Linked DNA regions of Homo sapiens: region 2 is linked to region 1. A link is a loop called in an ENCODE intact Hi-C map of the cell type or tissue named here. Cell type or tissue: endothelial cell of umbilical vein. All regions are shown on one strand. Links, peaks and the distances in the headings refer to the core of each region. The heading gives the core; the rest is flanking DNA. Region 1 has its middle 120 kb from the start of GUCY1A1. Region 2 has its middle 37 kb from the start of GUCY1A1.

Region 1 (12,043 bases), core at 3,187-8,186:
CCATTTATCTCATTATGTTAATGTTTTTTTATACTGCCTTGATCATATGCAGTATGTTCTTAATAGGCATTATAACATCTACTAATTTTATCCTGGTTCTGTTTTACTGATTGATATTTCTCCAGATTATGCATATTTTCCTGCTTTTGGAGGGCATGTCTGCTAATTATGGTTTCAGATTTTGCAAATAAAAATACAGTTAAATTTGAGTTTCAGATAAGTAACTGTTAAGTACTGAAAGTTTATTCCCCTCCACCTCCAATTTATATGTTGAAATATTAACCTTCAATATGATGGTATTAGGAGGTGAGGACTTTGGGAAGTGATTAGGTAGGTCATGAGGATGGAGTCTTATGAATGGGATTAGTGACCTTATAAAAGAAATTCCAGATAGCACTCTAGCCGTCTTTCTGCAATGTGAGGATACAAAGAGAAATTGGTAGTTTTTCAGTCTAGAACAGGGCCCTGACCAGAACCTGATATTCTGGCACTTTGATCTCAGACTTCCAGCCTTCAGAACTGTGAAATATATATTGCCATTGTTTTAGTCTATGACACTTTGTTATATTAGTCTGAACAGACTGAGACAGAAACACAATGTTTTAGTATGAACATGTTCCATGAAATATTTGAGACATGCTTATACTAGAAAGATATATATTGTTTTTAAGAAATTGAAATTTAACTAGATTTTCTGTGTTTTATTTGGCAGTCATCATTCTGGTAATTTTTTTTTTTTTTTTTTTTTTTTTTTGCCAGATGTAAAATTGACATTGTTGTGTGCTGTACTATTTATATTTTTAAAAATATTTTGGGCCAGGTATAGTGGCTTACGCCTGTAATCCCAGCACTTTGGGAGGCCGAGGCGGGTGGACCACGAAGTCAGGAGTTCAAGACCAGCCTGTCCAAGATGGTGAAACCCCGTCTCTACTAAAAATACAAAAAAATTAGCCAGGTGCAGTGGCACGTGCCTGTAATCCCAGCTACTTGGGAGGCTGAGGCAGGAGAATCGCTTGAACTCAGAAGGCGGAGGTTGCAGTGAGCTGAGATTGCACCACTGCACCACTGCACTCCAGCCTGCGCCACAGAGTGAGACTCCGTCCCCCGCTCCAAAAATAAAAAAGTAAAAAAAAAAAAAAAATATATATATATATATATATAAAACTGTTTTCTGAGATTTAGTTAAATTACTCGGAACCAGTTTGAGACTTTTGGGGTTTGCTTTCAGGTGTTGTCAAGGTGGATCAGACACAGCTACTAATCTAAGGCTAATTCGGTTCCCCTTCTGAAAAAAAACATCCTTCTAAGGTTTCTACTCAATGCCCTGTGTGTTAAGAAATCTTTCCATTCTGGCTAATGAGAACCAAAACTTTCCCCAATCCTTCATCATGATTATTCTACTGACTCCTTTCCAGTGGTCACTCCCTCCAACCCACCCCTGGGTTTAGTAGTTTCCTCATATACAGGAAGTGATCAGTACTCAAAGACACAAGGGGTGTCTCTGTGGAATTCTGGAACTTACCATCTGTGTGACACCTTTTCTCCAGAGCTCCACCGCATAAATTCGAGCTGCCTTGACCTCCATGAACTCAGAGCTCAGTCTCTTTACTTATTGAAGCTTTTGGCTTTGTTTGGAAGTCCTGATTCTTGTGCTGGAATTTGAAAATTCCAGGCAGTAAGTTGGAACATGTGTTGGGCTGCAAACTGGGAACTCTCTCCAGGCAGTGAGTTGGGACACTTGTTGGGTTCACTTGCTTTGTTTTCCTGGCCTGTACTACCTGTCATCCAGTGATCTAAAATTGTTATTTCATATATTTTATTTTTTTCTTATTTGTTTAAGCCAAGAATGTAAACTTAGTAACTGTTATTTTAACATGGTGAGAATCAAAAGTTTTTTGAATTTTAATCAGAAACATTATATTTTTATAATAATTTAGGAACATTGATTATCATTATAATATTAAGACTTCCCATTTAGTAATATGTTAAAAAGTTTAATTTATTCAAGCCTTTTAGTATCTTGCAGGTAAGCTGAACTTCATATGGGTTCTGCATATCTCCAACTAAAATTATTCAAATGTATTAAATGCTTTTTTATTGTTATATAATAGTTAATGAGGTATTTTGCATTTATATTTCTAATAAATTTTTGTCATCATATTAGAAAACGACTGATGTACATATTTTGTTACTGGACAAGTTCCTTCACCATGCATTTTCATTTTTAGTAGTTTTATAATTATCATTTAGATTTTGAAAATAAAACAAATTCTACCGTTTATGCTTCTGTCTGTAGTATGACTATCTCTCTTGCTGCTCATTGAGTGTTTGTTATGTGCCAGTTACTGAGGTATGCTCAAAAACTGCCTAATTTATTCTTATCAAAACCTTACGAGGTAGTTACTATGCTCCTCACTGAAAGTTAACTAAGGCTCAGAGAGTTATTAATTGCCAAAATATAGACAACTAATAAGGGATAGAGACAATAATTTACCTAACTTGCTGGATTGAAATAGTGTACTATTGTGTTTTAAAAATGCTTATAATTTAAAAAAATTATAACTTTATCTTTTTTTTTGAGACGGAATCTCACTCTGTCACCCAGGCTGGATTGCAGTGGCGCGATCTTGGCTCACTGCAAACTCCACCTCCCAGGTTCATGCCATTCTCCTGCCTCAGCCTCCCAAGTAGCTGGGACTACAGGCGCCCGCCACCATGCCTGGATAATTTTTTGTATTTTTAGTAGAGACGGGGTTTCACTGTGTTAGCCAGGATGGTTTCGATCTCCTGACCTTGTGATCTGCCCACCTTGGCCTCCCAAAGTGCTGGAATTACAGGTGTGAGCCACCGTGCCCGGCTTATCTCTTTTTTTAACACTAAAATTCTGTTATATTTTTCTTATTTTATTAGATCAACTGGAAATTCCATATCAAAATTAATGTATAGTTTTGGTAGAAGGCATTATGAGTATCTTCTTGACTTTAATGAGTATGTCGATAGTGATAATAACAATTATAATAATAATGGTTATCATTATGGTAGAGGTAATGTTACCTCACAACATTATTCCAACCAAAACAAGACATAATAAAAAGAATAAGGTTCCAAAATGAGAGTCACATGGTTTTAATCTAATTTTGATAGTATGTTGGAAAGTAGGTGATGTGTAATTCTTTACCCCTTGACTGTGGGCCTGGACTGTGTGACTCATTTAACATGACATAACCAAAATGTTGCACAGTGTTTTTATGATGGGCTTGATGATGTGGGCCTCTGTCATCATCACAGAACTTGCCCCAGTTGCCCTCCGATTGTAGAAGGCCGAGAGATACGCAATGCAGTCTAGAACCACAGCCCCTCAGGGTAAGCAGAGCTATCCCAGCCACTGCAGCCTAAGACATAGCTGCACCAGGCAACCAAGAATAAATGCTTGTCATTTTATAGCACTCAGTGTTGGGATGGTTTGTTATACAGTATGATAACAGGAATAGCTAATTAGTATAAGTATTTCCTTAAAATATTGTTTTCATTTTTTCATTAAATATTTATTAAGCATTTACTCTATGCTGTTGTGATGATAGGTACTAAGTCTGAAATAGTGAACAAGAAAGAGACAATATCTACCCTCATGACACATATTCTCTGGAAGTGTGAGAAAAGTTTTTTGAAAAGTATAATTTTCAACATGAAGAAAAGCAGAAGAGCCCATTAAAAAAAATCTTATTTTCGCAGTGTTGTCAGAATTGTTTTGAAATTTAAATATGCAAATAATATTAGAGAAGTAGAACTACTCAGAGGAAAAATGGTTGAAAAGGTTGGCAATCAATTTACTAAGAAAATTTGAAAAATTATTTTGACTTAAGTAATGTTAGTTTGGATTAGAGGAATGAAGATATAAACCTACGAAACATCCATATGAGGCTGTTCTTATTGGAACCTTGTGTAGCTATGTACCAGTCTATATAAATAAATGTGTAACATATATAAAATATGCGTACATGAATACATATATCACAAAACACATCATTTTATAAACATAAGAGAAAATAATACATATAAGGAAAATATATGGAGAAAATGAAATCAATAATGAAAATGAGCTACTGTGCATAGTCTATTCCTCATAAATTCTCATAAGATAATTTGCACAGTCCTGCAATGTGCTATTTAGTTAAAATTGCCTTTGGAAGGATGTGGAAGTGTGCCAAACTGAGATCTAGATATAATTAAAGGAAGCTGCTTCTCGTTCCTGTCATATAAATCTTCTGTAGAACACTGTTGGTTGTTATGTAAGAATTGTTAATATTCTTAATTCCATCAAAGTATCACACAAATGAAAACTCGCTTTAGATGTGGAGGACAAAACTTGCCACTCCCCTTGTCTGGGATACCAGCTCTGGTGGCCTGTATTCATGCTTGACTAAAATGATATGATACTGCCTGCAAATGATACTTTTCCATGGCAGAGATCCACATTCTAGCTGCACCAAACCCATACAAATGTGGTCCCTTATTCAAAAACCGGGAAAAAAAAGCTCTTTCTTCCTTCTGCATTCTACAAGTATCTTTGGATATGTTATTGTATTTTTTATCTGTTATTTAGCGTCATGCTCCGTGGACATGGGGATACTCAGCAGTTAAGTGCAGATCACTACAGACTCCTGGGGCCCTTGCACACCTGCCCTAACCTTCCCTGTTCCCACGCTCAGGCCCCTACTGGGGGCAGAGGGCAGCAGTGGTTGCTGGGGAGCAGGTAACCAAAAGCCCATTACAGAGAGACAGAAAGGCAGCAATGGAAAGTGTGCCAGTAGGAGGCGGGACATGCATGAGCGGAGGTTTTAAGCCCCTAGCAAATGCTTGATTGTCCCATTAGCTGTCACTTACAAAACACAAATTCAAAGATAAAATTATTAAGAATTTCAAGAATGAGACAGAAAGGCATTAAACCTCAAGAAAGGGGCCTGCTTCTGCGTGTGAGGTTTTGAGCTAGAGCTCTGTCCGCTGGACCTGTGAAGTGGGCCCTGGGGTGCGATTGTCTCAGAAACTGAAGTTTCTGTCCCTGCCCTAGCCCTTGACATTGATGTCCAGCTCTGCAGCTTGGCAGTGCACTCTAACAGTTATTTCTCAACTGCAGCTGCTGGAAATTAGGCCATCCCCACCCCCAGCTGGTATCCTCTAGCTCTGGGTTCCTGAGCTTTTTGTCTACAGATGGAGCGGGGACGAGTGCTCTGTATCCTGAGTTCCCCAGCATCCTGCCCCTGTTCTCAGCTGCTCCTCCACCACCGACCAGAATAAAATTCAGAGGTCAGCTGGCTCCTGTGTTGTGCTTTCTCCTTCAGGGTAACTGTAGCTAAAATTTCTAGGCTCATAGGGATACACCCCTCTCTACAGCTGTATTCAGTGTGTGATTTGGAGCAAATCATATCTACTTCTCCAGATAGCTAATTTCAGCAGAGATCAACTATCCCATTTTTAGTGAGAACTTCAAGCCCATTATGTGGTTTATATCTTTAGCTTTATCATCAAGGCCACCTATGCAGCTTATACAGTTTCTCTGGGGTTGGGAGTGCTATAGTCTGTATATTCGTTTTCCTCCAAAATTAATATGTTGAAATCTAAGCCTTAATATGTTGTTATGAAAAAGTGGGGCATTTAGGAGGTGATTAGGTCATGAGGGCTCCACCTTTGTGAATGGGATTGGTGTCCTTACAAAAGAGGCTGAAGGGGAATGTTTGTTCTTTGGATCCACAACATGAGGACCCAGCCAGAAGTGCCATCTTTGAAGCAGAGAGCATGCCCTCTCCAGACACCAAATCTGCTGGCGCCTAGATCCTATACTTCCCAGCCTCCAGAATTTTGAGCAATAAATTCGTTTTTTCTTTTTCTTTTCTTCTTCTTTTTTTTTTTTTGAGACAAAGTCTTGCTCTGTTACCCAGGCTGCAGTGCAGTGGCACGAGCTCGACTCACTGCAACCTCCGCCTCCCAGGTTCAAGTGATTCTCCTGCCTTAGCCTCCTGACTAGCTGGGATTACAGGCACAAACCACCACACCTGGCTAATTTTTGTATTGTTAGTAGAGATGGGGTTTCACCATGTTGGTCAGGCTGGTCTGGAACTCCTGACCTCATGATCCACCTGCCTCGGCCACCCAAAGTGCTGGGATTACAGACATGAGCCACCACACCCGGCCTGAGCAATAAATTTCTATTGCTTACAAAGCATCCAGTGTAAGGTATTTTGTTATAACAGCCTGAATGGACTAAGACAGGAAGTGAGGGGAAGGCTAGAAATTAATGGCTCTCAAAGAGTCACATCCTGCAACAGCTGAGTCAGACCAAGAAGCTCAGTTCAGGCCAAGCTGGGTGGGATCCTTTATTTGAGTGCATCTATTCTACAATCTTCCATGTGATCAGCTGTAAGTGTTGGATCTACCACTTGAGAGCAGAGTTTCAGGGGACAGAGGAAAGAGGACATCCTGACAGTTCATCTGACCCGTGAATACTGAGAATATTCAGCTCTGGAAAGGCCAACTGTAGGGAGCAGTGGGAAGATGCAGGAGCTGAGATTCAGTCAAAGGCTTGCAATCCTGGAGACACAGATTGCAAAAGCCCTGTCCACAGCAAGGGCTGGATAGAAATTTATCTCTGGTAAAAGAGTCTTTGCCAAAGTATTTTGCTTTATGAATTCACCATCATAGCCAGCCACTCTCTCTTTTTATTTATTTTTATTTATATTATTATTACTTTTTTGAGAAAGAGTCTTGCTCTGTCGCCCAGGCTGGAGTAAAATGGCACGATCTCGGCTCACTGCAACCTCCTCCTCCCAGGTTCAATCAATTCTCCTGCCTCAGCCTCCCAAATAGCTGGGATTACAGACGTCCACCACCACGCCTGGCTAATTTTTTGTATTTTTAATAGAGACAGGGTTTCGCCATGTTGGCCAGGCTGGTCTTAACCCCCTGACCTCAGATGATCCACCCGCCTTGGCCTCCCAAAGTGCTGGGATTACAGGCGTGAGCCACTCAAAAAATAATAATAATGTGAAAAAATACCTAGATATTACCTACACTTCCTCTACCCTCTGCCTGAAGGAGGGTAGCTTAAATATGTGAAATAGTATGAGCTCCCAGAGCAAGCAACACTGCTCACTCAGGGTTTGGGAAGGCGCACAAGCAGAGGTCTTTTAGCAAGATGCTGCCATGCCCCTTTAGTGGTTGCTGTAGACACACCCAGAGATGGGGAAGGAGGTCATGATTGCTTATATTAGGTTGGTGCAAAAGTAATTGCGGTTTTTGCCATAGGTATTTTTCCTATGGCAAAATCGCAATTAATTTTGCACCCACTTAATATTACTTTGCTCACCAGAACTACTATGGGTTTGTGGTGAAATTCAATTACAAGATCTTTTTTATTAAGATATAAACAGATATATTTCTTCCATAAGTGTGGAGATACCAAGATAAAAAGGCAAGAAACAAGAAGAACAAAAGAAGGGGACATTGGGCAGAATATCCTTGGATGTTACTCATTTTTCCTGAGTGCATGTATGTAGTTAGTTATATTTTAGATAGGTTTGCAACAACCCTGACAGACGTTTCTTGAGAACAGTGACCATATTTGTATTAGTTTGCTAGGCTACCATGACTGAAACACAGAAATTACTGTCTCACAGTTCTGGAGGCTAGATGTCTGGAATCAGGTTGTCTGTGGGGTTGGTGCCTTCTGAGGCCTGTGAAGTTCTGTGTCTCTCCTGTAACTTGTGGTGTTTTGCTGGGGATCTTTGGCATCCTTTGGCTTCTCTGTTGCATCACCCACATCTCTGCCTTCATCTTCACATGGAGCTCTCCCTGTGTGCTGTCTATGTCCAATCACCCCTTTTTAAAAGAGCGCCAGTCATGTTGGATTAGGGGCTCACCCTACCCCGGTATGATCTCATCATAACTAATTTCATCTGCAAGAGCCCTATTTCCAAATCAGGTCCCATTCTGGGTACTGGAGGTTAGGATTTCAACATATGCATTTGGTGGTGGTGGAGAGGACAAATTAATGCATAACAGTAAACTACTTAACCTATCTGCTTTTCGGAGATGAATCATTAGACAGTGGTGCCAGTGGTCTCAGATTTCATTTAGTAGATTTTCATGAGTTCCCTTAGGAATCCAGCTTAGCCATTTCCCAGGGGACATCGAGGTCTTTTATTCTGTAAACCCAGGGGAATCTCAAACCTCTCCCGACCTAACAGGGTAGTAGGGGTGTCCAGCAAAAATAGCTTCTTCTTTCTGAGCCATTCCAGAGGACGCTAGTTCCATCAGTCTTTGTTTCTCTTTTCTTTTTTTTCTTTTTCTTTTTTTTTTTTTTTGAGATGGAGTATCGCTCTGTTTCCCAGACTGGAGTCCAGTGGCGTGATCTCAGCTCACTGCAAGTTCCGCCTCCCAGGTTCGTGCCATTCTCCTGCCTCAGCCTCCTGAGCAGCTGGGACTACAGGCGCCCTCCACCACACCTGGCTAATTTTTTGTATTTTTAGTAGAGACAGGGTTTCACCGTGTTAGCCAGGATGGTCTCTATCTTCTGACCTTGTGATCCGCCCGCCTCGGCCTCCCAAAGTGCTGGGATTACAGGCGTGAGCCACCGCGCCCGGCCTCTCTTTTCTTGAATATTACAAAAATCTTAACCTAGCCAGGCGCAGTGGCTCATGCCTGTAATCCCAGCACTTTGGGAGGCTAAGGAGGGTGGATCACCTAAGGTTAGGAGTTGGAGACCAGCTTGGCCAACATAGTGAAACCCTATCTCTACTAAAAATACAAAAAGTTAGCTGGATGTGGTGGCGGGCACCTGTAATTCCAGCTACTCGGGAGGCTGAGGCAGGAGAATGGCTTAAACCAGGGAGGCGAACGTCACAGTGAGTCGAGATCACGCCATTGCACTCCAGCCTGGGCAACAAGAGTGAAACTCCGTCTCAAAAAATAATAATAAAATAATAAAAAAATTAAAATAAAATAAAAAATCTTAACCTAATTCCAAAAGAATATAATGCTTTTAATTTATAATTTTTATTATAAATTAAAATCTTGAAAATAGTATTAAGTTGGAAGTATTAATTTATTATAAATTAAAGTCTTGAAAATAGTATTAAGTTGAAAGTGGAAGCCACAGTGTTCTCATAATTGCTCTAACAAGACTTCATGAACTTTATCTTTTCCATAAATAATTATTCTATGCACAATACATTTCTACAATAACATATTACATGAACTATAAAATGAATAACTCCCGATATGTGTTCTTTTATAATCTGAAAATCAAATTGAAAATTGACCATGAAAGGCTTTGAGCTAAAAGAAATCATTTGGCAAAATGGAATGGAAAAGTTTACTTTTATGTTTAAATATCCTTTTAAAAAATGATGCAAAGAATAAAATGATTTGGAAGCAGACATTATAATAGCAAAAATAGGCTTAAAGAGGAAAAGTAAAGAATATCCTGTAAATTTTAGATTTTAGGTAGTGGGAGAAATGTATTTTATAGGTAAAAATGTCATTGAGCATTGCATTCCAATCAATTTCTATACAACTTGTTCCTGAAATGACTGTCAACAGGGCGTATTTAGTTCCATACTCACTTTTGAAAAGTAAGATTGATGGTTCAGTTACTGAAATATGTGGGAAGAGGGGTTGGAAGAGCAAGAGATTCATTTCCTGTCAGAATTTTTTGTAGTTATGTACCCAAACTGGTAAGTCAGGACAGGTGTGAGAAAATAAGGGGGCACCAAGAACAGGATCTAGGCTCCACAGGGTTTGGGAATGGGCATATATCAGTCAAAGCCTTCAGTCCTCCTGACGACTCACTACAATAGAAAGTTGGACAGCCCTGGATTCCCAGATCTCGGTGAAATGTGAAGTGGATATTGCAAAAAACTTAGGGAGTATTTACAAGATCAGGAGGTAAGAAAAACATCTATCAATGACTCAGGCATAAGAAGCAAGCCAGGGCCAAAGATTTTACAAAAGCTTGTTGACAAAACCCCATCCAAGTTGTCTGGGGCCTAAAGCTGCACAATACAATTGGAAGGATGGTTTTCTTTTTAAAAAGAACGCAAAATTACAAATACAAAAGTAGGTACAAAAGTAAATGTTAGTTTAGAATGACAATAGAAAACATAACCAATTTCCAGAGTCTTAGAGATTCATTTTTTGGAATATTTTCAGTCAACTTACCATAAATGTCTTCTTAGCCATAATCCCTGACTGAAGCTTGGCTTCTCTTCTCATCTAAATTCTGCTAGGCCACCTGACAAATGACACAGCTTGAGGGTTCCAGATAAGGAAGGAGCCCTGAAGTTTAATCCTCCTTAGCTTCTCTAGAAATCCATCTTGTTTGGATCATAAATAGCCAGATTATTATTTTATTTTTTATGTATGAATTTATTTATTTATTTTTTGAGATGGAGTTTCACTCTGTCACCTGGGCTGGAGTGCAGTGGCACGATCTCAGCTCACTGCAACTTCTGCCTCCCAGGTTCAAGCCATTCTTCTACCTCAGCCTCCCAAGTAGCTGGGCTTACAAGTGAGTGCCACCACGCCTGGCTAATTTTTTGCATTTTTAGTACAGATGGGGTTTCACTATGTTGGCCAGGCTGGTCTCGAACTCCTGACCTCGTGATCCACCTGACTCAGCCTCCCAAAGTGCTGGGATTACAGGCATGAGCCACTGCACCCGGCTTGCCAGATTATTATTTTAAAATTGCAGGCAATGACGTTCCAACTCCCGTTAATATTGTGGAATCCTAGATCAATCTAAGTGTTTATCAACAGATGGTTGGATAAAGGAAATATTATATATATATTATATATAGTATATATATTCTATATATAATTATAGTATATATATTCTATATATAATTATATATAGAATATATATACTATACATAATTATATATAGTATATATATAATATATACTATTATATATAGTAATAGTATATATAATCATATATACTATTATATATAGTATATATTATATATAATTATAATATATACTATATATTTTATATATAGTATATATATTTAGTATATATAATTATAGAGTATATATAATATAATAAATAATAATATAATAATGTATATACTATATTATATATAGTATATATATTTTATATATAGTATATATAGTATATATATTTTATATATAGTATATATAGTATATATATTTTATATATAGTATATATAGTATATATATTTTATATATAGTATATATAGTATATATATTTTATATATAGTATATATAGTATATATATTTTATATATAGTATATATAGTATATATATTTTATATATAGTATATATAGTATATATATTTTATATATAGTATATATAGTATATATATTTTATATATAGTATATATAGTATATATATTTTATATATAGTATATATAGTATATATATTTTATATATAGTATATATAGTATATATATTTTATATATAGTATATATAGTATATATATTTTATATATAGTATATATAGTATATATATTTTATATATAGTATATATAGTATATATATTTTATATATAGTATATATAGTATATATATTTTATATATAGTATATATAGTATATATATTTTATATATAGTATATATAGTATATATATTTTATATATAGTATATATAGTATATATATTTTATATATAGTATATATAGTATATATATTTTATATATAGTATATATAGTATATATATTTTGTATATAGTATATATAGTATATATATTTTGTATATATAATTATATATAATTTAGTATATATAATTATATATAGTTAAAATTATATATAATATATAATTAATATCTATATATTTTATATAGTCACACATATTTATATATATTTTATATATTTGTATATAATTATATATTGATAAATTATATCATTGTATATATTATATATTATATACAATTGTATATTATATATTATATGCAATTGTATGTATATTATATTGTATATATATTATATAATTATATATGATTACATATTGTATATATATTATATATTATATTGTATATA
Region 2 (12,043 bases), core at 4,379-9,378, 85 kb before region 1:
CAGGAGGAACAGCATGTGCGAGAGCCGTGAGGACTGGGAACATAGTATGTTGCAAGAACCGAAAGGAGATGAGCGTAGCTGGAGTGAAGAGCACGGGGAGAAAGAAACCATGCTTTTGACAATGGATCAAAACACCTTTCTCTTACTCTAGGCTGCATTTAGAAGTACAGTGGTCCAGGGAGGAAAAGGAGGTCACATTCCACTATCTCCATATCTCCCTGGATCCCTGTTGTGCTCTACAACCTTACACATCTGTGCCTCTTTCTAGAAGGCATAGTGACCCTTGGTTGTAAATGAAGCTGGCTGTATTGTAAGGAAACCCGAGCCCCAGCTCTTTGTAGGCTCTTCCATGGAGACTTACTATTTTCATATTCCAAAGATCAGAGAGGCCAAACTGGTACTGACATCCTCCTGGGTCCCAGCCCCACTTCTACTGCCTCCTTTAGCGTACTCTCAGATATGAGGCCTTTCCTTCTATGCCCAAACCCTGAACAAAAGCGTATCACGCTTCTCATCTGGCTTGCTCATAAATGTATTGCAGGACTTAGGATGTGATATTGCAGTATTTTCTTTGCATCTGTTTGTACTACATCACTATGAGCTCTTTAGGGAAGGACCATGTCTTGTTTATTAGGAATTAATAAATACTTATTAAACGGATAATTAAAATAAAGCTGATGTAATCACTCACGAATTAGAACTTCAATGTTGAATTCATTCCCTTTAAGTTTTATCTGAGATGAGTAGCCCAGATAGCAGGTGGTCTTACCTTGCAATAATCATTGACAAGTGGTTAGGGGGAACCTAATCAGACCAGAAATGTGGTGTGCCACATCTGCTGCCTGTGACTCCAGGCCTCAACGGTGTTTTTTCTGTGTGTGTGTGTGTGTGTGTGTGTGTGTGTGTGTGTGTGTGTGTGTGGTTTTTTTTTTTTTTTTTTTGAGACGGAGTCTCGCTCTGTCGCCCAGGTTGGAGTGCAGTGGCGCGATCTCGGCTCACTGCAAGCTCCACCTCCCGGGTTCACGCCATTCTCCTGCCTCAGCCTCCCCAGTAGCTGGGACTACAGGAGCCGGCCACCGCGCCTGGCTAATTTTTTGTATTCTTTTTTAGTAGAGACGGGGTTTCACCGTGTTAGCCAGGATGGTCTCGATCTCCTGACCTCGTGATCCGCCCGCCTTGGCCTCCCAAAATGCTGAGATTACAGGAGTGAGCTACCGTGCCCGGCCTGTGGTGTTTTTTTTTTTTCCCCCCCGACTTTCTCATTTTCACAAAAATACATGAACTTCTTTGGGCTAGTCCGTATTTGAGAGTTCAATCCATTCTTCAGAGTAAAGCTGCTCTTTCTTTATCAGCCCTAGCACACAGAAAATACATGTGTACCTCGCCACACGTTCCCATGGGCCCACCTCTGTTATGGACTGTGGTACAGACCAGAGACAGCCCAGCTTGGATGGAGTCCTAATGGTACTCGCTATGATGTCATTCTTCAGCTTCCACTGAAGCAAACACTTTGAAATGCACGAGAGTGACGCTGTTGCAGGGATGACCTTGAATCCACTCTGATTTATTTTTCAAGCAAATCTCACACACATTAGAGTGTTTTACTAAAATTAGTAACCTTTTGAACACAACTCACAAATGATCTTGACAAACTAAAATGTTTAATTTCTATCTCATTTAATATAGTCACTTTGAATAGGGAAGACATGGGCTGAGTAAATCTTCTCTTACCAAACTGTTAAAGACATTGTTTTGGCTGGGTGTGGTGGCTCATGCCTGTAATCCCAGCACTTTGGGAGGCCGAGGTGGGCGGATCACCTGAGGTCAGGAGCCGGCCAACACAGCGAAACCCCATTGCTACTAAAAAAAAAAAAAAAAAAAAAAAAAATACAAAAATTAGCTGGGTGTGGTGGTGGGTACCTGTAATCCCAGCTGCTCGGGAGGTTGAGGCAGGAGAATTGCTTGAACCCAGGAGGCAGAGGTTGTGGTGAGTCGAGCTCATGCCATTGCACTCCAGCCTGGGCAACAAGAGTGAAACTCCATCTCAAAAAAAAAAATAAACAAAAAACCATTGTTTTAGAGCTAATCTTGACATAAAAGTGAGAATCATATCATGGTCAGACTATTTCATTTCTATCATCAAAACTGTTGATTAAAACATTAATATGATGCTATTTATGGGCTCTCAGAGCAGCCAAGTGTTGTGAAGGTTGCAAACTATGCAACTCCAGGAGTATTAGTCAACTACATGTGCTGTTTACTTGTTGTGCAGTTTAACCTTACAGTTTTATGCTCTGAAGACCTTCCTGAGGTATTTTGTGATACATCAATATCAAGTTATTGATCATTGATTTACCAATATCAGACACCAGACAGCTTTGAGTTTATTCATTATATTAGATTTCTGTGTTTTATTGATGAGACTATTACTTAAGAAATCAAATTATTGACTGTGGTTCTGTTATATCAGTGAACATATTAAAACTTTTCACTTAATTTGTTCTTGGTTTAAATGATTGCTATGTGCTGACATTTCACCAGTTTTATTATTATAAAATCCTGATTACATGTCATATAATTCATCTTGAAATTATAGAGTCATTGATTTCTGCTCTGAGAAGGAAACATACATTTTCCCCAACCAATATGCTTGAATGATGGGAATTAGACCTCTTAAACTCTCTAGTGTTCATCAATACTGTATAATTATAGTATAGGTCATTTTATTTCCCAAATGAGATATGTGGCAATTCAAGAGAGATTAAAAGCGCTAGGATCCAGCCCAGGAACTGTGAACCTTTCTGGTGTGGCAGCATATTTTCTATAGTAGAATCTATAAGATTCTCTCTACTCAATTTCTCTATGATAAGCTTATTTGTTCCATTAATTTTATCAACAGAAAGAATTAAAAAATGAATGAATCCTGTTAAAAGTAAATTTTTAATAAGCTGACTATTATAACTATTATTTACATAAGAGCTCCAGATTTTTATAACAAGGCCTAAGTTAATTCAAGGTAAGTTTCAAATGTAGTCTCTACAGAGAGACATATTATTTGCTGGTACAAAACACACCTCTAGTGCTACTATTTTTATGAGTGTGTTTCCAAGAACTGAATTTCTAAGATCTCACATTATAGTTCTGTAGATAATGAGATATCACATTTGTCCATGGTGGCTGAAACTCAATTTCATGCTGTCAACTAAGAACTGTGTATTCCAAGAAAGCTGTCCAAGGCTCCCAGCCAGGAGTACTATACCACATACATTACCTACCAACCAGATGATGAAGCATATCGAAACTGGATCCTACCAGACATTTACTATTAAATGAATAATGACTAAGATGAACCAGTTGAAGTTCGGACTTGAAAAGGAGGACAGATATAAAATGTAGTCCAACAGAAGGAATGTTTAAAAAAGAAACAGCTGCTTACCATCAACTTGCTTCCCGTAGCGAATCTTTTTTCCTAGTCATTAAAACACTTTTTTCTAGGCCATGTACAATGTTTGAAATAGTTATTTTGTCAACACACATCTGCATAATCTCAAAGGCTACATCATGTGACTTAACAATGCAATTAGTAGCATTTCATTTGGAGAGGTCCAAAAGAATATTTAAAAAATAAGAAAATGCCTTCAATAAGAGGCAAATGGATGTGTTCTAGAAGAATAATGATAACTTTTTACATCAGTGCATAATAACTGTCCATTTTGTTATTGCTTTACAAATAGAAATGAAAAGATTAGCAGAAATATGAAAAAATAGACTGTACTCACGGAAGTGATAAAACAAAGTTCACATGAGACTTAAAATCAACATACTCTTACCTTGCTAAATTACCAGTTTATTTGAAATAAGTATAGTGATAATTGCTCTACAAGTATTTAAATTCATTTTATTTTAGCAATTCATTTAGCAATTTTAAAAAGACACTTCAGGGCTGGGCATGGTGGCTCATGCTTGTAATCCCAGCACTTTGGGAGGCCAAGGCAGGCAGAGTACCTGAGACCAGGAGTTTGAGACCAGCCTGGCCAACGTGGTGAAACCCCGTCTCTACTAAAAATTAGCTGGGTGTGATGGCACACACCTGTAATCCCAGCTACTTGGGAGGCTGAGGCAGGAGAATTGCTTGAGCCCGGGAGATGGAGGTTGCAGTGCGCCGAGATGGTGCCACTGCACTCCAGCCTGGCCCACAGAGCCAGACTCTGTCTCAAAAAAAAAAAAAAAAAAAAACCCAACACTTGATTGTCTTTGTAAAATTTTTATAGATTTAGGGGGTACGAGTGCAGTTTTGTTACATGGATCTATTACGTAGTGATGAAGTCTGGGCTTTTAGTGTAACCATCCCTCAAATAGTATACGTGAACATCTTTCAAAAGAAGACACTCCACTGTTTTTTGATGATAATGAAGGATTATAGAGAGAGTACTGGTATAATGGTAATAATTTATTATGCTATACATAGTGTTAATACCTATAGAAAAATAGATAGTTGTCTAAGTACTTGTAGCATAAATTAAGTCACAAGTAAGATTTTTTAATATGCAAAGATAAAATTTCCATATAAGATATGTCTGCTGTAGATTAGTAGGATGAAATATATATATGATTATTGGTATTCATTACTTATCGTGACTGTTGGCCGCAGGGTGGCAAATAGGTGTCAACTTATGTGAAAATTCTAGTTGATCAAAAAGTGCTGCCGGCTGGGCACGGTGACTCATGCCTGTAATTCCAGCACTCTGGGAGGCCGAGGCGGGTGGATCACGAGCTCAGGAGATCGAGACCATCCTGGCTAACATGGTGAAACCTCGTCTCTACTAAAAATACAAAAAAAAGCCGGGCGTGGTGGCAGGCGCCTGCAGTCCCAGCTACTCGGGAGGCTGAGGCAGGAGAATGGCGTGAACCCGGGAGGCGAAGCTTGCAGTGGACCGAGATCGCGCCACTGCACTCCAACCTGGGCGACAGCGAGACACTGTCTGAGGGGGGGAAAAAAAAAAAAAAGATGCTGCCTGGGCTGCTGTGTTCAGAAAGATTCTGAGTCCTCATTGAGAAAATGTGTAATGATGGGTTTCTGATGTTTGGGATGTGGGTGGTGAGTGATGGCCCATCTAAGTACCTAATATTTACTATCCTTAGGACTAATACAGCTTAGAAATTAACTGAAAAGTCAAAACAAATTATATTATTTATATATCCCTGAATATATATATTTAACATTCTATCACACAAAACCAAAAGAAATTTAATTAAATGTTCAGTGAAGGTTTTATTTTTCTCCCTTTAAATCATAGCTAATGACCAGGCCCAGTGGCTCATATCTGTAATCCCAGCACTTTGGGAGGCCCAGGTGGGAAGATCACTTGAGACCAGGAGTTCAAGCCCAGCCTGGGCAACATAGTGAGACCCTGTTTCCACAAAAATTACAAAAATTAGCTGGATGTGATGGCACACACTTGTAGTACCAGCTACTCAGGAGGCTAAAGCAGGGAGGATCTCTTGAACCCAGGAAGTCGAAGCTGCAGTGAGCTATGATTGCAAGACAGCAAAATCCTGTCTCAAGAAAAAAAAACATAGGTAATACTTTCTGTGGTACATGGAGCCTTGCATAATGTTTTCATGTTTGGGACACTTTTCGGTTAGAAAAATAAAGTGGAGAGATGATAGCAGAAAGCATAAGTCCTACTCTTGGCAGAGTTTATAAAAAACCACTTAACATACATACGAACCAAGAGTCAAATTTCTTATAAACTGCTTGGATAGTGAATTCTAGAGTGTTTCTAAATCAGAGTTTACAAGAACTCAAACACATAAACAGTGACAGTGAAGACTGGCTGTAATCCAAATAGCTAAAAATGGTTGAAAAAAATTATAATTACAGCTTGAAAATGTAAGTTATAGAAAATACATTCCTTGAGTCATTGACAGTATAAACATTCTAACTCCAAATGCCTCTCATCTCTAGATAAATCTTCTGGAATTTAAAAAATAAATGTAAGGATTTTCAAAGCTTTTGGTTAATACTGAGAGCACCACAAGAAAGATCACTGAAGGTTTGAGAAACATAATTGGAAAATTTGACTACTTTTGCCACCATACAAATGTATCTGCCTGAAGGGAAAATTTAAACATTAGGACTAGGGTGAGATTAGAGCTTTATGTATAGGATAACTTATGTATAACTAATAGACACCTCCCAAATGAACAATGTGAAAAAGAATAGCAGTCTCATTTTGAAAATACTTTAAAAAAAGTTTTATGTTCCTTAAGCTTCTATTTAAAATGAGTTGACCCTTATCTGATTTGATAGTTAGTTTTCAAAGGAAGAATGAGTCATGTCAGAAATGTTGTCAATTTTGCTTTTATGAGGTTTGGCAAAGGACTTTCTATTTTCTCCATATTTTATGAGATCTCAAAATAGATTTAGGAATTCCCCCCCACCCACTCCCGCTCTAGAGTGAACATTGTGATATTAACTATAATTATTTTAAAAGAACTTTCAGCTTCCAAAGGGCTTTTCACCTATATTATGTAGCTTTGTTAATCCTGTCAACCTGATTCAATATGGAGCGGAGGTGCCAGCATCCTTGTTGTACAAATGACAGCATTAAGACATGGCTGATTAAGGGGTTTTCCAAGGACACATGGTTGCTATGAGGCAAAGTAGGGAGCTAAAACCCAAACTGTCTGACTCACTGATGAATTGTTTTCCAGACCACTTTATGTGGAATGCTATGGGAGGTCTTGAGGAGTATGACTTCTGACTCTTCTTTAAGAACAAATGCCCTTCCTCTACCGACAGAATAATAAAGGTATAGGAATACATGCCGTTTTGTTTTGTTTTGTTTTGTTTTGTTTTGAGACGGACTTTCACTCTGTTGCCAGGCTGGAGTGCAGTGGTGAGATCTCAGCTCACTGCAACCTCCACCTCCTGGGTTCAAGCAATTCTCCTGTGTCAGCCTCTGTAGTAGCTGGGATTACGGGCACACGCCACCATGCCCGGCTATTTTTTGTTTGTTTGTTTTTGTATTTTTAGTAGAGACATGGTTTCACCATGTTGGCCAGGATGGTCTTGGTCTCTTGACCTCATGATTCGCTTTCCTCGGCCTCCCAAAGTGCTGGGATTATAGGCGTGAGCCACCGCACCTGGCTGGAATACAAGCTTTTAATAAAGGCCCCAGAAAATCTCTCTGCAGAAAAAGTTTTAGTGTTGTGCTGCATAATCTTTTTATTATTTCTCCTTTTCTCCTTTCATGCCATCTCCCTGAATGACTTCAGTCCCTCCACAGCTTTGCTCATCATCTGTACTTTGATGACTCCCATCATTGTATCTGCAGCTCAGATTTCCCTTCTTCTGTAGCCTCCAACCTAAATGTGTATCCACCTACTGGATACCTCTACTTGAATGCCTTCCAGAGGAGCCAGAGTCAAACTGTTCCAAAAGGAATTTACTGTCTTCCCTCTTCACCTGCTTCCCCTCTGTGTTTTCTGTATGGGGATTCATGTCATCCTTTACTAAACAAACGAAAACTTGAACTGTATCATTTCTTCCTCCCTGTGATCCCTCATAGCCACGCACTCTCCAGCTGCTGATGATTCAGTTTTTCTAACACTTCTTAAATCCTGTGGGCCTTTGCCATTCTTACTGCATTTATCTAGGTCAGGCCTCCATGATTTTTCCCCTAGATTTAGGCCTACACTTTCTGACTGGCCCCTCTTCTTGCAATCTGTCCTGTTTCTCACTCAGTTTCCACATTACAGTCAGCCATCAATGGCTACCCAAAGGATTTAGGATCATGTTTTAACTCTTTAATGTGGCCTATAGTCTCAGCTATGTGAGAGGCTGAGGCAGGAGGAGTGCTCGGTCCCAGGAGATAGAGGCTGTGGTGAACCATGACTGTGCCCCTGCCCTCCAGCCTGGGTCACAGAGCAAGACCCTGTCTTAAGTAAGTAAGTAAGTAAGTAAATAAATAAATAAATAAATAAAGTGGCCTGTAGAGCTTGCCCCATCTGGCTCATGGTTATTGACCCAGCTTCATGCTATATCTCTTTCTGCCTCACTGTCTAAGCTCAAGCTATATAAAAATCAAGTCTTAAGCTATACTGAGTTTCACGTTGGGACTCTTCCTTTATTTATGCCATTCATAAATGGTAACACTAGTCTGCCATAATGTCCAGTTTTTCACAGTGTGGTGTCCCTTTCTGCCCATTGGAATATTATACCTCTTTGTCCTGCAGACATAGCCAGGTGATTTGTTTAGCCTAGGGAAATGTAAACAAAAGTGACATCTATCATTTTTGGAGGATACCTTTAAAAGCCATGTTAAGGATAATGGCTTTAAGAGCCATTCAGTGTGATCTTTCTTCAGTCTGCCACAAGACAGGCAATGTCCCACATGGAGGATAATTCATCAGCCTATGTCCTGGAAAGAAGACATGGAGCAGAGATGTGGTCAGCACATGATGGCTACAAATGTGAGATTGTAAGGGTCATCCAATGTCAGGCAGACCTACAGAAGTTTTTACAAGGAGGTTTGAGGAATAACAATCTTCCTTAATCTGGCTTATTTGCATGATCTCTTCTTTATTTTGTGTGTTTTCATCAAAGATGTTGAGCAATGTAATTCTAGAATTGTGAAAATTTTAGTTTTACATTAGATCTTACGGACATAGAATGAATACATAATAAACCTTTCTAATTCTAAACTACTGAGACTTGGATGTCTTTTTTGTTTTCTCAGCATGGCTTAGCCTGCTTTTACTGTTACTTCTGCCTTGGAAAGTCTTCTTCCCCCTCTTTGACCAGCTAACTCCCATCCATTGTCTCAGCTGAGATTTCATTCTCTTAGTAATCCATCTCTAATTCCTTGGCTGAATGGCACTCTTGTGTTTCTGTGTCACTCTGTACTTCTCCTAATATTGTTGATTACACCGCACTGTAATTTCTTGGTTATTGTTTGTGTCCCTACTAGATGGCCAACTCTGCAAGGGCATGGTTCATTTCTTCCTTGTTTATCATTTTAGTCCTATCTCTTAGTACCTAGTAAACGAATGTTATGCAATAACTATGTTGTATGAAAGAATGATAAATAAATAAATGTGGGAAAAGTAGTCAAAAGTAAATCAATTCTCACATCCCCAAATACTGTGAAAGATTTTCAACTTCAAAACTGCATAAGCAAGAGCCATAATTGGAAATTTTCTTTACTGTGGTAACAGATGGAACACTGAAAGGAAAACTTATCATTGACATTTAACACATACCAGTGCCACTTTCTGTTATCACACATTTACAAACTACAGAGCTCTGTGAAAAGTTTTAATTATAAATTGTAGTCTAGATTACATTTTTGTTCTATGAGTCCCTTGAAAGTGTTCAATTTCATTGTGGTAGTCATGTCCCGTAACAGCTCCACTAGCGATAAAGGACAATTTATCTCAAGATCACAAATGTGAGACAGTAATGGGGCTATTCAATTTCAGGCAAAACCTATAGAATTTTTTTTCTCAAGGAAGCTTTGTGGGTAAAAATCTTCCTTAATCTGGATTATTTATATTCTCTCTTCTTTATTATGTGTGTTTTTATCAAAGACGTCAGGCAGTGTGATTTTAATCTAGAATTGTGGCAATTTTCGTTTTACATGAAATCACAGGACAGTTTTAGTTTGTTGTGTTATATGTTACTGACTTCCTAGAATAAGTGTCATCTATGCAATAGGTTTGCAATAAATTTTTATTTCCAATCTACACCTTCCTCTTACTACTGCTTATATTTTTTCCTTCACTATCAAGTCTCTTTGAAACATTAAAATAATATTTTATATATTTTCACCTACATTTTCTAACATCTCTTACTTTTTACTTTTAATGCTCTACCCAAACTCACAAACACACACATCCACACACACACACACACACACAGAGGCCAGGTCAAATATTTTGACTTGAGGCCATGAAATCCAGTGACAAAGGTCTACTAAACTTTCTAAAATTTGTTTCTATATTGCATATATTTTTAATTTTCTGTATATTATGATACACAGAAAATCTTAAAAACCTTTCTGATGGGGAAAAGACTGTCCCTACTGGAGCTAGTCAATTCTCAGAGATCTAAAGCAGGAGTGTGCCTTTCACATCCAAACTCAGCAATCCAGAGATATGCATCCTCTATCTGGCCTGTGCATCCCAGGGGGCAATATTTCTCTGCCTTAATCATCCCAGGGCCAGGTACCAGGCAACTAGGGACTACCCCTATAGTTCAGAGCCCACTGACATTATTATTACCCAGGCCTAAACTGTTTTCTCTTCCTTCCCTTTTTTTTTAACCCCCTATGGAAACTCCAGTAAAGGCTCTGGACTAATGCTTATGCTTTCCCCCTGACTCCTGCCCTCTGCCATCTGACTTAAATCTGGTGCTTCCCCAGTGATCCTGTATGGTATACAATGACCCCCTCTCAAGAATATGCGAGTAAAATAAACTTTCTTTTCTTTTCCTCCTTTTTTTTTTTTTTTTTTGAGACAAAGTCTCACTTTCTTGCCCAGGCTGGAGTGCAGTGGTGTGATAAAAGCTCACTGCAGCCTTAATCTCCTGATCAAGCAATCCTCCTGTCTCAGCCTCCTCAGTAGCTGGGACTACAAGCAGGTACCACCACAGCTGGCTATTTTTTGTGCTTTTTGTAAGGACAGGGTTTCGCCATGTTGCTCAGGGTGGTCTCAAACTCCTGGACTCAAGTGACCCACCTGCCTCAGCCTCCCAAAGTGCTGGGATTATAGGCTTGAGCCACCGTGCACGGCCCAGCCAAACGTTAATTTCTTGTACCTCTCCTGGGTCTTGTCTCATGGCTGCACTTTATTGAACGTCACAAAAAAAGAGCTCAGAGCAGCCTCATGTATTTTCCTTCTTTTTGCCATACCCTTTTAGATTGTTTGTTTGGGTGGTCATCTAGGCTTTTGACTCAGATTCTTTCTAAAATGACATCTTGGACTACCCCTCTGTGCCACACATTTTAGTCCATGGGCAAGAGATGCCTTAAATTATAATTGACCCAGGCTCCCAGATACTGCACCCCCAACTCTGGCTCAGTATTTTTATTCCTGATTACTTGGGAAGGAAAAAATTGAGGATTATATGTTCTTTTGTTCCCCTCCAGCACCCTGGAGCACCACTTGGGCCTTGTTGAGAATTCTGCTTGATCTGAGGGACTCTGAACATTTAGTTTTAATGTCACAACCTGGAAAACAGAGGCTTCTAAACCAAAGTCATAAAGTGTTAGGCCTGAAAACCTCTTATGACACATAGACTAATGTCTCATCTCTTAGATGAAGACATTTAAAGCCACAGACTTTAATGGTTTACTTATTATTAGAGCTAATAAGTAGAAAGTGAGGAAGTAGAAACTAAATCTTCTAAACTTTTGAGTACTCTTTTGTTTAGACTTTTCTATCTTTTGCTTTCTGTCTCTTTTTTTTTTTTAATCAACTTTTACTTTAGATACAGGGGGTTACATGTGAATGTTTGTTACATGGATACATTGCACCCAGGTAGTGGTGATAGTACCCAAATGGTAGTTTTATTTTTCTTTATCTTCTTTTCTCCTTTCTTTCTTTCTTTCTTTCTCTTTCTTTCTTTTCTTTTTCTCTCTTCTTTCTTTCTTTTTCTCTCTTCTTTCTCTTTCTTTTTCTTTCTTCTTTTCCTTTCCTTTCCATTATCACAGTACCTATTTCTCATATAGTTTCTGAACTTCATTGGTCTTACTGCAGTTCACATTTTAAATGAAGCCCATCAGTGGATCTGTTGTACAGTACCAGGCATGTTGCACGTGAGGTCACTAATGAATAGTAAATTTCATAAACTGATTTCCTAGATGAATGGATTGGAAGAGAACATAGGAACTAGAGCAGTGGTTAACTGGGGATTAAAAATGGCTCAAGGCTTTCAGCCTGGTGGAAGGCAGGCAGATAGTATGTACGTGCTTGCGCTTGAGGTAACACAGTGCTAAGGCTTTTTTGGGAGAGGCGAGAGGAAAGATGATAAACTTAG

Evidence for each region. Hi-C counts contacts between places; a loop is a spot of excess contacts. Peaks named below come from ENCODE experiments on the same cell type or tissue, not always from the same donor. Only the 100,000 strongest peaks of a DNase experiment are listed, where the experiment ranks them.
Region 2: a loop joins it to region 1, with 2.1 times the contacts of the local background. A loop is called at or near these places in 3 of 110 quality-filtered maps.

The regions. Positions count from the first base shown.
Region 1 is chr4:155,537,849-155,549,891 of GRCh38, reverse strand. No RefSeq gene overlaps it. Among named protein-coding and RNA genes, the nearest start is that of GUCY1A1, 120 kb to the left of the region's middle. In endothelial cell of umbilical vein, for the core only: no CTCF peak of the experiment used is centred there; DNase peaks (open chromatin) are centred at 4,271 and 6,301; H3K27ac peaks cover 746 bases.
Region 2 is chr4:155,623,955-155,635,997 of GRCh38, reverse strand. No RefSeq gene overlaps it. Among named protein-coding and RNA genes, the nearest start is that of GUCY1A1, 37 kb to the left of the region's middle. In endothelial cell of umbilical vein, for the core only: no CTCF peak of the experiment used is centred there; a DNase peak (open chromatin) is centred at 6,667; H3K27ac peaks cover 1,845 bases.